Linked DNA regions of Homo sapiens: regions 1 and 2 are each linked to region 3. The links are chromatin contacts, found by Hi-C or POLR2A ChIA-PET in ENCODE. All regions are on one chromosome and are shown on one strand. Each heading gives the region's core, a stretch centred on a gene start or an enhancer-like site at or near the end of the contact. The rest is flanking DNA. Distances are from core to core; before and after follow the strand shown.

The links. A loop is a pair of places that touch in the nucleus more often than their neighbours do. ChIA-PET counts read pairs that join two places held with the same protein, here RNA polymerase II (POLR2A). Pooled maps may share reads with other maps.
Region 1: a loop to region 3 is called in a map of naive thymus-derived CD4-positive, alpha-beta T cell, with 16 times the contacts of the local background. The contact joins the promoter of DPF3 here to the promoter of CIPC in region 3. A Hi-C loop is called at or near these places in 1 of 168 maps with a recorded cell type or tissue (naive thymus-derived CD4-positive, alpha-beta T cell) and 4 of 50 pooled maps. POLR2A ChIA-PET finds 5 or more read pairs at or near these places in 1 of 52 experiments (activated B cell).
Region 2: a loop to region 3 is called in a pooled map, with 32 times the contacts of the local background. The contact joins the promoter of GTF2A1-AS1 here to the promoter of CIPC in region 3. A Hi-C loop is called at or near these places in 8 of 50 pooled maps.

The regions. Positions count from the first base shown.
Region 1 is chr14:72,892,819-72,896,911 of GRCh38, reverse strand. It overlaps DPF3 (double PHD fingers 3), which reads left to right and starts at 2,811. Exons shown (of 11, transcript NM_001280542.3): 1 at 2,811-2,855. The coding sequence starts at 2,824. RefSeq lists an enhancer at 2,557-2,851.
Region 2 is chr14:81,219,671-81,223,576 of GRCh38, reverse strand. It overlaps GTF2A1-AS1 (GTF2A1 antisense RNA 1), which reads right to left and starts at 2,359. Exons shown (of 2, transcript NR_135252.1): 1 at 2,052-2,359; 2 at 197-1,938. It overlaps GTF2A1 (general transcription factor IIA subunit 1), which reads left to right and starts at 2,618. Exons shown (of 9, transcript NM_015859.4): 1 at 2,618-3,088. The coding sequence starts at 3,059. RefSeq lists silencers at 2,454-2,753, 2,784-2,833, 3,364-3,483 and enhancers at 3,824-3,906, 3,896-3,906.
Region 3 is chr14:77,096,752-77,100,698 of GRCh38, reverse strand. It overlaps CIPC (CLOCK interacting pacemaker), which reads right to left and starts at 2,441. Exons shown (of 4, transcript NM_033426.3): 1 at 2,338-2,441. It overlaps LOC124903350 (a long non-coding RNA gene), which reads left to right and starts at 2,681. Exons shown (of 2, transcript XR_007064275.1): 1 at 2,681-2,823; 2 at 3,799-3,947. RefSeq lists enhancers at 1,671-1,830, 1,970-2,799, 3,161-3,210 and a silencer at 2,831-2,980.

The DNA.
Region 1 (4,093 bases), core at 1,562-4,061, 4.2 Mb after region 3:
AATCGCTTGAACCCGGGAGGTGGAGGTTGCAGTGAGCTGAGATCACACCACTGCACTCCAGCCTGGGCAACAAGAGTGAAACTCCGTCTCAGAAAAAAAAAAAAAATTTAAAAAGTGTTTTGGTATCACAATCAGCAAGAAGCCTTTTTTAGGGTTATATAGTTATGTGACCCCTCATTGAAACATCATTCTTATTTATTATTTTATTCTAATCCAAGTTGTCCATTTGCTCATTTTTCTTGGATTAATGAGTTTAGAAAACTAAATGTGATGGCTAATTTCACTTTCTGTTGTGCCTTGTTTTTTGGATTCCCTACATTCCATATGCCGTAAGGAAAGAATTAATTATCTCTGTAAGAAATAATAACATGGATTGAAAGCTTGCTGTGTGTCAGACACTTGACATGTATTACCTCATTTAATCCTGGCAAGTAAATATGCCCAAGGTAACCCAGCTGGTAAATAGTGGACTCAGGCTGGTAGATTCCAGAGCTCATACTTCTGCCATGTACAGCACTATGAAATTGCCCCAGAACTGCCAAACTTCTCCAAAACTGTTTAAGGATACTGTCCTCTTTAAACATGCCTACTCTTTGCTTTTGAACCTTCTGGTTAAAAAAAAAAAAAAAAAGAAATCTTTATATTTTGATCTATAATGTAAACATTAAAGTAAAATAACTCTTTTGTTAAATATAAGTGTTTCTTTAAAAGTCATAACTGTATTGATAGAGTTAAAATGACATTCCATTGGGTTACAAAAAGCAAGGCTATCCTTTTTTTTTTTTTAAAGTACTGTCTTTAATTCACTATTTTCCAATCCAATCAATAAATCTGATCTGACATTTTCAAGTTCGTTAGGTAGTTAGAGATTATGCTGGTTTCTGCATCCAGGCCTTAACACAATAAATGATATGTACATGCTTAGAGTATGTGTTTTCTTTAATATGTAATATACATTTGTTTTTTCTCTCTTCCCCCATTGTAAATCTTGTTCAGGACATGCTCTACATTTCCTCCTTTATCAGGCTGCATGTAAGAAAATACGTTGTCGTCTACTAATCTGAATTGTTGTGTCTTTGATACCTCAAAGAGGTTATTGGGAGTTCTAACTGATAATTCAAACTCATACTTCTTGGGTCAGAATACAGTTCTTGCTTTTCAATGATGTCAAGGCCCACCTCAGGCAAAGTATAGGCTTCTGAACCAATTTCTTGTCAAATTAGTAAAGAAGGGATTTTTCAAACTTCAATTTTGGAAAAGGAGATAACTTTTTCAAACTGTAATCTCTGCCAAGATGCTATGCAAAGGATTTACAAAGGAATCTATAGAACTCAATTCTGCTTCTTAAATACGCAGAGAGGAGTTAAAGATTTCAAATCTTTTAAAAACATAGTGATTCAGCCACGTTCTGTTTATCTGTAAATCTAATAGTGTATGTAGTTGAACTCTTAAAATTCTGGAATGTTTATTTTATTTTATTCATTGTCTTGAGAGGAGCAAAAGGAAGCGAGAGGGCATAGCTTTGAAGAACTGGCAATTTGGCAACTTCTCTCCCCTTGCCACCCCTCCCCCACTATCTTAGCTATTTGATCTGATTAAACAGCTTTGGAATGGTAGCCAGACTTCTGTATGCTAACGAGGCCCCTACCCTATTCGCGATTTAATGCGATTTCATCCCCCCAGAGCTTCCCGGTGCCCAGTGGAAGCCTGACTTCGCAGAAGTCTCCCAATTTTGTCAGGGGCTCGCCAGTGAAGAGTTCACACTGACTTGAAGCAGACACAGACTCATTGGACGCCTCGGGTCACATCGGATTATTCATTAGCAAATTCTTTCCACCTTCTATCTAAGTAGTGAAAGGTGACGCCAGAATCGCGTGTGCCACTCCTCTAAAGGGACCCTGATAACACCCAGTCCAGGCTCTACAACTTCTGCCTAGTCACTTGCTTCCTAGCAGTAGAAAGTTTCCAAAGGTTGCCTTAAGTCCTCCCTACCCCTAAGCCTAAAGATCAGAGCTCCAGGTCCCACCACCTAGCAGGAATCTGAGCATTTTGGAAGTTTCTGGTGTAGAGGGAAGAACCGAAGGGGTGGTAGCGGGGAACCGCGCAGAGTAACCCCCCTGCACTACGTAAGGAAAGCCCTGGCTGCAGGAGGGAGCGAGCCTGACATTGAGACGTTCCAGGGGGAGGGTGAGTTGCTGTCCTGGAGTCGCCAGGAACAGCAGCGACAGTTCCAAGAAGCGAGAGAGGAAGGTGGCCGAGATAAAGAGAACACTTCGGGAATAAGAATATTAAAAAGCGGCAGGACCCAGAGCATTAGCAAACGGCAGAGCACATGTAGTAATTTGTTAACACGAAACGGCAGCCTTCCAACTTTTGCACTGAAACACGGGGATTTACCCTTTGGGGGATTAAAAATGTTGATACGCAAAGCCAAAGGCTAATGAATAGGATTCAGTGGCTTGCTGGCAATATTTAAATATTTCTGTCCGGGAGCGCAAACTCTTCTGCAGTTATTTAGAAAAGTAGGGAGTTAAACCAAACTATAATACTCTCCCGTGCGTCTCCACTTTCCCCAGCCCGAAAAGGAGCTACCAGCGCTGTACTGCCCCTTTAAGACCTGCTGGCTCTCGGGCTCTACAAAAGGGAGTGACCTCTGGGCTTTGACAGCTCTCCTAATAACTACCACGGCGCAGGCCCCGCCCACCTAGCTACCAGCAGCGCCGATTGGCCGGCGGGCCGGTATCCCGCGCTGTGATTGGCCCGTCGCTTCCCCTGAGCGAACCTTTAGAACTCTGAGACAATATTCTGTTACATTGTAGCAAAATGGCGACTGTCATTCACAACCCCCTGAAAGCGTAAGTAAGACTAAAAAATGTACATATTCCGCGTGGTTTCAATATGAAAAAAAAGGCGCCTTCTGCGTGGCGAGCGCTGCCAGAGCATTGCGCTTGCAGGCGCCTCCAGCCGCGGCGGGGCTTCTCTCTTCTTTCAGCTCTTACTTCTTCATCTTCTTTTTTTCCCCCAACGCGCAGAAATGTCAGGAGATGCAATTAACAAGAAGAAAATTGTTACATTTGTGTTCTGCTAAATTGCAGAGAGAGCCAGATATAGGGGTTGCAGGCGGAGAAGCCCGGCGCTCGAGCGCTCTACAGCAGGAGGGTCGCGGGAGCTCGGGGACGGCGCGGTCCCCGGAGTCCCCCGCCTCGCGGGCAGGGAGCGCGGCTTCGGGGGCTGCTGGGCGGGGGGCGAGCGTCGGGCAGTGGCCGCCTCGGTGTACTTGGCCGAGCCCCGCGCCCCCGAGCCCGCGGCCCCCGCCCCGCCGCTGGGTCCGCTGGGTCCAGCGGACGGACCGCGGAGGCTCCGGAGTTTGCAGGGCGCTCTTCGCCTTCCGATCGCTCGCGGGGAGTTTGTGCAAACCTTCCGGAGTTGGAGCACCGCGGGGGAAGCAGCGGGTCCCGGGCGTGCTGGGGCCCAGGTGGTCGCCCCGGGCTTTCCCCGGCAGCCCCCGGATCTCGGAGGCGCTCCGGGCGATCGAGCGTGTGTCTGCTCGTGTATTTGCGAGCGAGCTGGCTTTAGTGGATTAACGACTCGGGTTAACTTGGGGTGGATTTGGAGGCAGGGAAGCCGCAGGTCTTATGAATGGTGTTCTCGCCACCTCTGGGTGAGGCGCTGAGGCAGGCGGAGAGGCGGTTTTGGGGCTCCTGGCCCGAGGGGGCAGCGTCTGCTCCCGGCCGGGCGAGGGGCAGGTGCCTCTGGCCGCCTCGGGGAGACTTTGAGCGCTTGCCCAGATCCTGGACAGAGTGGGGCGGGCCGGGCGAGGACTCGCGGGGGCCAGCCCCGGGTCCAACAGCCAATTTCTGCCTGCCTGCCTTCCTCCTCCTTTTCATCCTTCCTTCCTTCCTTCCTTCCTTCCTTCCTTCCTTCCTTCCTTCCTTCCTTCCTTCCTTCCTTCCTTCCTTCCTTCCTTCCAGTCAGTGGAACTGTTAAGCCGCCAAGTCCGCTCGCGATCGCGGAGCCAGGGGTGGCCTCGGAAAACTAGTGTCGCTCTGAAAGGGGTGCTATTGGGTGATGTCGGCAGAGGGTGGCTCCCTCC
Region 2 (3,906 bases), core at 1,110-3,609, 4.1 Mb before region 3:
TCTCTTTCTTGGCATTGTTGCTAAAATAGTCATTTGGACAGTAAAATATTTAAATGTTTGGACACAGAAGGTTTGCTGTCATTTTGTTGATGGTGTAGCAAAATTTATACATCGATTTTTTTTCCCTTTTCTTCTCTTGTTTTACAGTTATCTAGTGTTTAGGCTGCATATTAAAAGAAAGACGCAACATTTTAACTCCCAGTATAAATCATTTTGAAGTTAAAAAAAACACATAAACATTCATCACAAGGAGAGTACTATTATGTATCTATCTAAGTACATAGCTGCTACAAAGTGTAAGATCACAAACAGCAAATCCTGTATAAATGTTTTATATAGTAGAAAGAGCTGTTAAAGTTAGAAACGTCATTCAAGCTGTAGGAGACCAAGAATAAAAAGTTCAGATAGAAACAATTTAAATATGATGCTAAATGTAATCTTACTTGGGAGAAGTTTTCTCTCACAAATTTTGTTTTGTGAATTAAAGGGCTGCAGCTTCCAAGTATTCAGTCCTACAATTTTGGTATAACAGAAAATATTTCTTTCCGAAACTAAACTGGATGGCACACATATGTTGCAATGAAGGCATATAACAGCTATTGAGGGACTGGAAAACCAATATATTGGAATGGAATCCATGATGGCTAGATGCCAGACACACAAGCAATCTAAGTTCCTGGGTAAATATTAACCAAGTGCTTAGGTCTTGTTGCAATCTAGGTGTAAAGAGAGAAGCCAACTCAGAGCCTCCAGGGAGTCTGATGGTCTTAAGGAGGCCAAGACTAGGTTTTCTGCCATTTTAATCCAGTAACTACAATCCATTATTTCACAGATTAATTCTGTGAAGAGCAAACCTCGTAGCTTTTCTTCCCTGTCCTGTCTGCAGTGGTTTTAACTTTAATTGATGGCGAAACTACTCAACCTTTTAGTCAAGAATATCAATAGTAGGGGGGAAAACTAGGTGGAAGGTGAGGGATTCCATGTGCAAAGCGTTTGGGAGTATGTAATAGGGAGGTAACAAGAAGTCCTCTCAATATGTAGTAAAACTTAACAGGAATGGTATTGTTTAGTGTAAATTTTCGGGCTGTCACCTGAATATTAAATGAATTACAAATGTTGATAGAATCATAACTTTATATAATATACCAAGAACACTGATTTCCTGTGATTTTTTTCTTTAAGTGTCCCAGACCATGCAGCTGTGCAGGAAACTGGGAAGCAACTGTTAACAGGGGAATGGACTTGGCGTGAAAAGAAATGTCAAGGTTCATAGATATCCTCTACACCCATTCACAATCTCCCATTTTCTGAGTATTCAAGGCCTCTGGTTTCTCTAATCCCTTTCTTCAAGTCTTGGCAAGATGCATTTTTTTTCCTCTTTGGTAAGACGCCTTTGATATTCTTCAAATCTGGTTTCACCAGCACAGAACTTTGACGTTTCGTTTTGCTTTGTCTCTGGAAGACAAACTCCCTCACTCATCCACGCGACATTTCAAGTCCCTCAAAATTCCCAGGGACAAGAAAACTAGGTACTATGAATTCTGCCTTCCAAACAGCATTCTCTGTTCTGCTTGCAAGGTCGATATAAAGGCAGGATTTGCTTGGGCAGAACAAGTCAAAAGCTTATTGAATTGCACTTATTGAATTGAACATGGAACACAGCCGGCTTGCTCTCTTATAGCGAGAGGCCATGCGAGTTGGTGGGTCAAGGGCATGCATTTCAAAGTGATCAGTCACTATACGTTGGCCACATGGAGTCGCAGTATTTTGGCAATATTTTTAAAAACCAGGGAAAGTTACTGTGCTGTTACAATCCAAAGGCTGGTGGGGTTTTCTTCCACCCCGCATTTCCACTAGCGTGATAAATTATTTAAAGTACGTGGCCTAGTAGAGGACTAACCTCTGGGTAACATAAGCCTAGTCTTCGCAGCGTACCCACTGTGGAAACAAACGAATCAGACGTTACTAATTGTGGAATGTTAAAAGTAGGCCCCGATCGGCTTTTACTCCCTTTGGAAAATCCTACACAATTCTGCGCGCGAAAGACCCACCCTCGGTGAGGCGGTGAGGCGCGAACGCCGCGAAGCTCACAGTCAAAGCCTCGCTGACAAATCAAGAGATGACTCCGCATTTAAAACCTTCCCGAATAGGAACGCGCCAGAGGCCGGAAGCCACGCCACGTGACCAGTCCTCCTCCGCGGCCATTCCTAGCGAGGCAGTAGGCACCGCCTCTGTCACATTTCCTAGCTCCTAAAGCGCGGGACCAGGCGGAAACGTGCGACAGGAGGCGGTCCCACCTAGCTTTGGACTGGAGTGTCAGTAGAACTCCCGTCTTTTCCAGCAACGCTTTGCAAGTTCTTCACCGCAAAGAACTGCCGCAGACTTCCGCCTGGGTGCCAACCACGTGATCACGCGAGCGTTGGAGAGGCGTAGGTCCGATTTCACTACTTCACTCCCCGGGCTCCGCCAGTCCAGTACCCGCCACGGCGCGTGACAACGCGGCTCGCCGGCGGCCTCCGCCCCGGCGCGCCTGCGCACGCGGCTCTCGCGGTGTCTCGCGCTCAGCCCCGCCCACCTCTGCCCCCGCCCTTTCCGCCCCTCCCTCCCCCTTCACCCTGTCTCTCGGCGGCGGCGGCGGCGGCGGTGGTGGCTCGCGCAGCTTGTTGGCTCGCTATATAAAGGAGAGAAGCGGGCGGACCGGACGGCTGGAGCTGCAGCCGGTGGCGGCAGCGGCGGCGCAGGGAGCGGTGACCGGTGGTGGTTTCCCTCCTTGGCGCGGGGTGGGGAGCGGGCAACGCCCCCCGGACCCCTGAAGGGTCGTGGCTTTTTTTTTTTTTTTAAGGCGATTCTCGAGGTTTTCAGCTGCGGGAGGAGTGCCCCCCTCCTCCTCCTCTCTCCGCTCTCCCCTACTCCTTCAGGATTGATTTTGTTTAAAATTTTTTCCCCAATCTTGCGGTGATTTGGGTCACCCTCCGGGTGTTATAGTTTTTTTTTTTTTGGTTTTGTTTTTATCTTGTTTTCTTGGGGTTGCCCCCTCTTGTTTGTGTTGTGTGTGGAAATGGCGAACTCGGCAAATACAAACACCGTGGTAAGGACGTGGTTCGGTGGCCGGCGGGGGCTTCGTTCAGGCTGCAGCAACGGCCGGACCGGGCGGGGGCGGGGACGGCGGCGACTCCCGGCCTCGACTCTTCAGCCGCCCGCGCGGCCGCCGCCGCCGCCGCTTCCCGCCTCGGGCGGATCGGGCCGGAGCGCCGGGCGGCGGGCGCGGGGGGGCGCCGAGGGCTCGCGGCGCGGGGAGGGCGGGGGCGCCGGTGGGGCCTGGGGCCGCCGCGGGCCGGGCCGGGCCGCGGAGGCGGTTGGGCCCGGTCGGGCGCGCAGCCCCGGCCCCAGAACCCGGCCGCCGGGAGGGAGGGCGGGAGGGGAGCCGCCGCTTCCCCCCGAGGGGCCCGTCCGCGCTGGCTTGACGAGGGCTCCCCGAGTGGCTACAGAACAAAAACTGTGTGTGGGGAATCGGGCGAACCCCCGAGACCCATCGTGATCCACTTTAATGCAGTGGAAGATTAATGGTTACTTTGGGGGTTTCTTAGGTTGTTTTTGGCGGCTGTGCTTTGGGAACCTTCTCTGAGGCCATTTTATGTTTAAAAAAAGGACGAAGGTTGGTTGAAAAGCACTTATCTCAGTTCCTTCCGAATGGGTAAAATGGCGAAGGGGAAGACCCCCATCGTATCTTCGCCTAGCAGAAGCACCAAAACAAACAAAAAAAGCCTGCAGTGGTCCAAGTGTCCCCGCTTTCGCCTTGAAATTTACCTACTTCTTCCCGTTGGTCCCTTTTTGTTACTTGCGATCACGTAGGTTTGCAAAAAGCAGTCACATAAATAACCTTTTCAGTCACCAACGCAGTGTGAT
Region 3 (3,947 bases), core at 1,192-3,691:
TACTTGGGAGGGTGAGGCAGGAGAATCCCTTGAACCTGGGATGTGGAGTTGCAGTGAGCCGAGATGTTGCCACTGCCCTCCAGCCTGGGTGAAGAGTGAGACTCCGTCAAAAGAAAAAAAAAAAAGAAGAGAAAAGAAAAGAAAAGAGAGAATCAGAGCCAGGCAAGGTGGCTCACGTCTATAATCCCAGCAGCACTTTGAGGCACAGGCGGGCAGATCACCTGAGGTCAGGAGTTGGAGACCAGCCTGGCCAATATGGTGAAACCCTGTCTCTACTAAAAACACAAAAATTAGCTGGGCTTGGGGATGTGTGCCTGTAATCCCAGCTTCTCAAGAGGCTGAGGCACGAGAATAGCTTGAACCTGGGAGGCAGAGATTGTAGTAAGCCGAAATTGTGCCTCTGCACTCCAGCCTGGGTGACAGAGTGAGACTCCGTCTCAAAAAAAAAAAAAAAAAAAGAAAGAAAGAAAGTGAATCAATAAATATATAAGTTTATATAAGGGGACAAAATTCAAAATCCTAGCAAGTGCTCCAAAGCATTTAGCTCTTACTACTCTTTTTGCACTTCTGACATTAGTCTAATTATTTGTCTCCTCAACCTCGAGTTGTTTTTTTCATCTTTGCAACCTCAGCCCCCAACAATTAACATGAGGCATTCAATAGAGTAATAAATTCCAACAAATCTCTGACCTGCTGAGTCTCTGACAGCTCTAGTAGCTTAGCAGTCACAGAAATACCTGAACAGCTTGAAGGTCAAGATTCTGCATTTCCAAACACCACGGTCACCTTAAGATCTAACCTCCACGTCTGGTCCCCTGCAGGAAACAGATATTTGATCTACCCCTTATTCTAAGTTGAAACGTCAGGGACAAATCCACCATCCAAATTAAGGGTTGATCTAATCCACAAACAATCTTTGTGAAGATTTGTCCTTATGATTAAAAAGGAGATCCAGGGTTACAAGAAAAGGATCTGAAATGCTGCTTTCAGATCTCTCCTTTTATAGACACTTGGCAACATTCCTGGAAGCTCAAGTTCCCTTTAAAATGTGTCACGTGTATAACATGTGTGCCTGGACAGAAGTGTGAGGTAAAAGCCCAACCAGAGGCTTAAATACAATAAAGTGATAAGGTCACAGAAAGAAAACCTTGAGTAATCCCCGTTAGAATTATAAATACATTACTAGCTTTTCTCCGAAGTCATTTTCTTTTGGCCTGCATATTCAGGGATACCATTCTGGGAGAATGTCTGGGTATCTTAACAGTGGAAAAACCCTGTCTACCTAAATGTCTAATATTCATCTTCCCTTCCACATTCATTCCATTTCTCCAACTTGGCTGAAAATTCGTGTCAAAGATCCTGAACCCCAATTCCATACAATTTCCTATGTTTTAGACCAGTTTGGCTCTATTTTCACCTTTCAAAGGGGAGATGAGCTTAGAGAACTTTCTCCGATCCCCTGCTGCAATTAGTTCACAGTAACAGTGCCCACCTACCCATTCGCACCAGCCCACGTTGCATCTGTGCCAGGCAGCATGTGCACCCTCCAGGCATCCACCAGCCTGCCAGCTCAGCAGGGCAAAACTGGGCAGACCCTAGTACTGTGCTGTGACTGGCATACCACCAGCCTTCCAGGGCAAACGCCCAGGCAATGCATACTGCCAGGACTTGAGCAATAACAGGGAGCCTAGCTCCAGCCTGTGACCTGGGCCGGGATCAGAGCTCCCCCGAACCCACCCACTAACCACTTAACTCCTTACTTGGCACTGCCCACCTTCTCCCCAGAAACACTACCCCCGACACCAAGCCTGGCAAGCTGGCCACTCAGGGGAAACAACCAGCAACGAGGGTGACGGCAGGTCTCTGGAAAAGGCAGCACACCTGTGCCCTGGAGCCAGAACAGGGTACCACCCCCGACCTCAAACCGGAAGCCCAGGACCCTCGCCCAGTTACTAGTTCTGGCGCCCACTCACCTGCCCATTGCTTGGCCCTCAGCTCCCAGCCGGGCTGGACTCCAAGCTCTCTCCCCGCCCAGCCGGCTGGCGGTTGCGCCCAGGGCTAGACCAGGGCCCACCTGCCCCTCACACAAGCCTCCTCCCCACACGCAGCCCCCTCCTCACCCGCGATTCCCTCTCCCACGCCCCTCACAGCAAACCAAAGCCCTGCTCCCACCATTTGGCTCTCCGTCCTCCGAAAGTCCCGGTTTGCCCCTCTTGCCTACTCGCTCCTCTTCCTCTCTCCCCTACTTCCACCTCCTTTCCCCACGCTCCTCGCCCAATCCCTCTCCCGCCGTCATCCCTGCTCCCCTCCTCCCGGACCGAGCCCTCCCTTTCTCACCTAGGGCCGGGGTCGCAGCTCCACGACCGGCCTGTGGGTCAGGTGGCGCATGCGCGAGCACGGCCCCGCGGCACCATGACAACCTCGTCGTCGCTGGGTGTCTCGCTATCCCCACAGCCTCCCGCCCATTTCTCCTCCCCACGCCTCCGCGACGGCTTTCGCCAGCCACGTGACCCGACTCGGATGACCCGGCACCATGGAGACCGCACGCTGTTCTCCTAGAAGGGCCCTTGGAAATGCGCCCTTTCCCCGCCCCCGCCGGAAGACCAGGCCGGCGCGGGGCGGGGCCAGCGCTCAGAGGCCTACGCTCTGTCCGCGGCCGGCGGGCGTCTCTATGGTTGGTTCCTCAGGCCTCGCCGCCATTTTGTACGGGGGCCTTGAGCAATGAGCGGCTTGGGCAAGGTTTCCAGGCGGGGTTCAGAGGAGCCGGGGGTGGGGCCGGCTTGGAGTCGATACAGAGAGAGGAGCGACTCTCGCACTGTCTTGGTGCGTGCCGCCGTGCCGCCGTGCCGCCGTTGGGGGTGGGGGCCGGGGCGAGTCGTGTCCGGCCTGTGCGCGTGCCGGGAGCGACAGTGCCCGGCGTGGGAGAGCGGGCGTGCGGGCGGCCTCAGCCTGGAGTCGCCGTGACAGGGGTGCCAGACCTCCCCGCGTGCTCCTCGCATTTTCTCTACGCCTGTCGCCCTGTTTGTTTTTTGTTCCCGTCCACCCTCGAGACCGTGCTTCACGAGGTCGAGGCGCGATGAGTTATTTTAAGTAGATGATTTCATGACCTTTGATGTTTGACTGACTTTGTCATGTGCTATGGGTTTTATATGGATGCTGTTTCTTGGTGAAGGTTCACGGTGAACACACGTGTGTAACAGCTAAAGAAAAAAAGGGCTTGGGATCAGTTGACGTTCTGATGCCTTGAATCAGTGAAGGTTACTTAGAAAAAGAATTATTTCGCTAGTGAAAAAGAGGACATGGGCGAGTTTAAAGAGTTGACGGGTCGAGGCAGATTCAAGAGCTGAGCTGTCCAGTAAGATGGTCACTAACGACTGGATAAGTTTCTCAGTTGTACTAGCCACATTTCAGGAGCTCAGTGACCTCTTTATTGGACAGTGCAGATTATATATAGCCCATTCCCAGCATCGCAGAAAGTTATATTGGACAGTGCTGATTTAGATAGTGGGGAATTGTTTTATACTGGTCATCCAGGCCTTTGTAAGTGCTGCTAGGTCGTGGTTAATCACGTTAGTCCTCTAGACACAGGTAATTCTAATGTATTACTGGGTATGGGTGTACTTGTTAGTAGTCAGCTTTACCAACAAGTAATATGCCTACACCATGTAAGGCTTTTGTTTTGGGGACAGAGTGAAAGCAATAGTTAACAATTACCAAGTAATTAGGAGCCGGGCCGCTTTATATGCATCCTTTTATGATTCCTTACAAGTTTATGACGCAGGTGGTATTTTTTTCCAGTTGTGTGGCGTTTTTGCCCATTAGGACTCAACTAAAAACCCATGGCTTTGGCCAGGCACAGTGGCTGACGCCTGTAATCCCAGCACTTTGGGAGGCCGAGGCGGGCGGATCACCTGAGGTCAGGAGTTCAAGATCAGCCTGGGCAACAC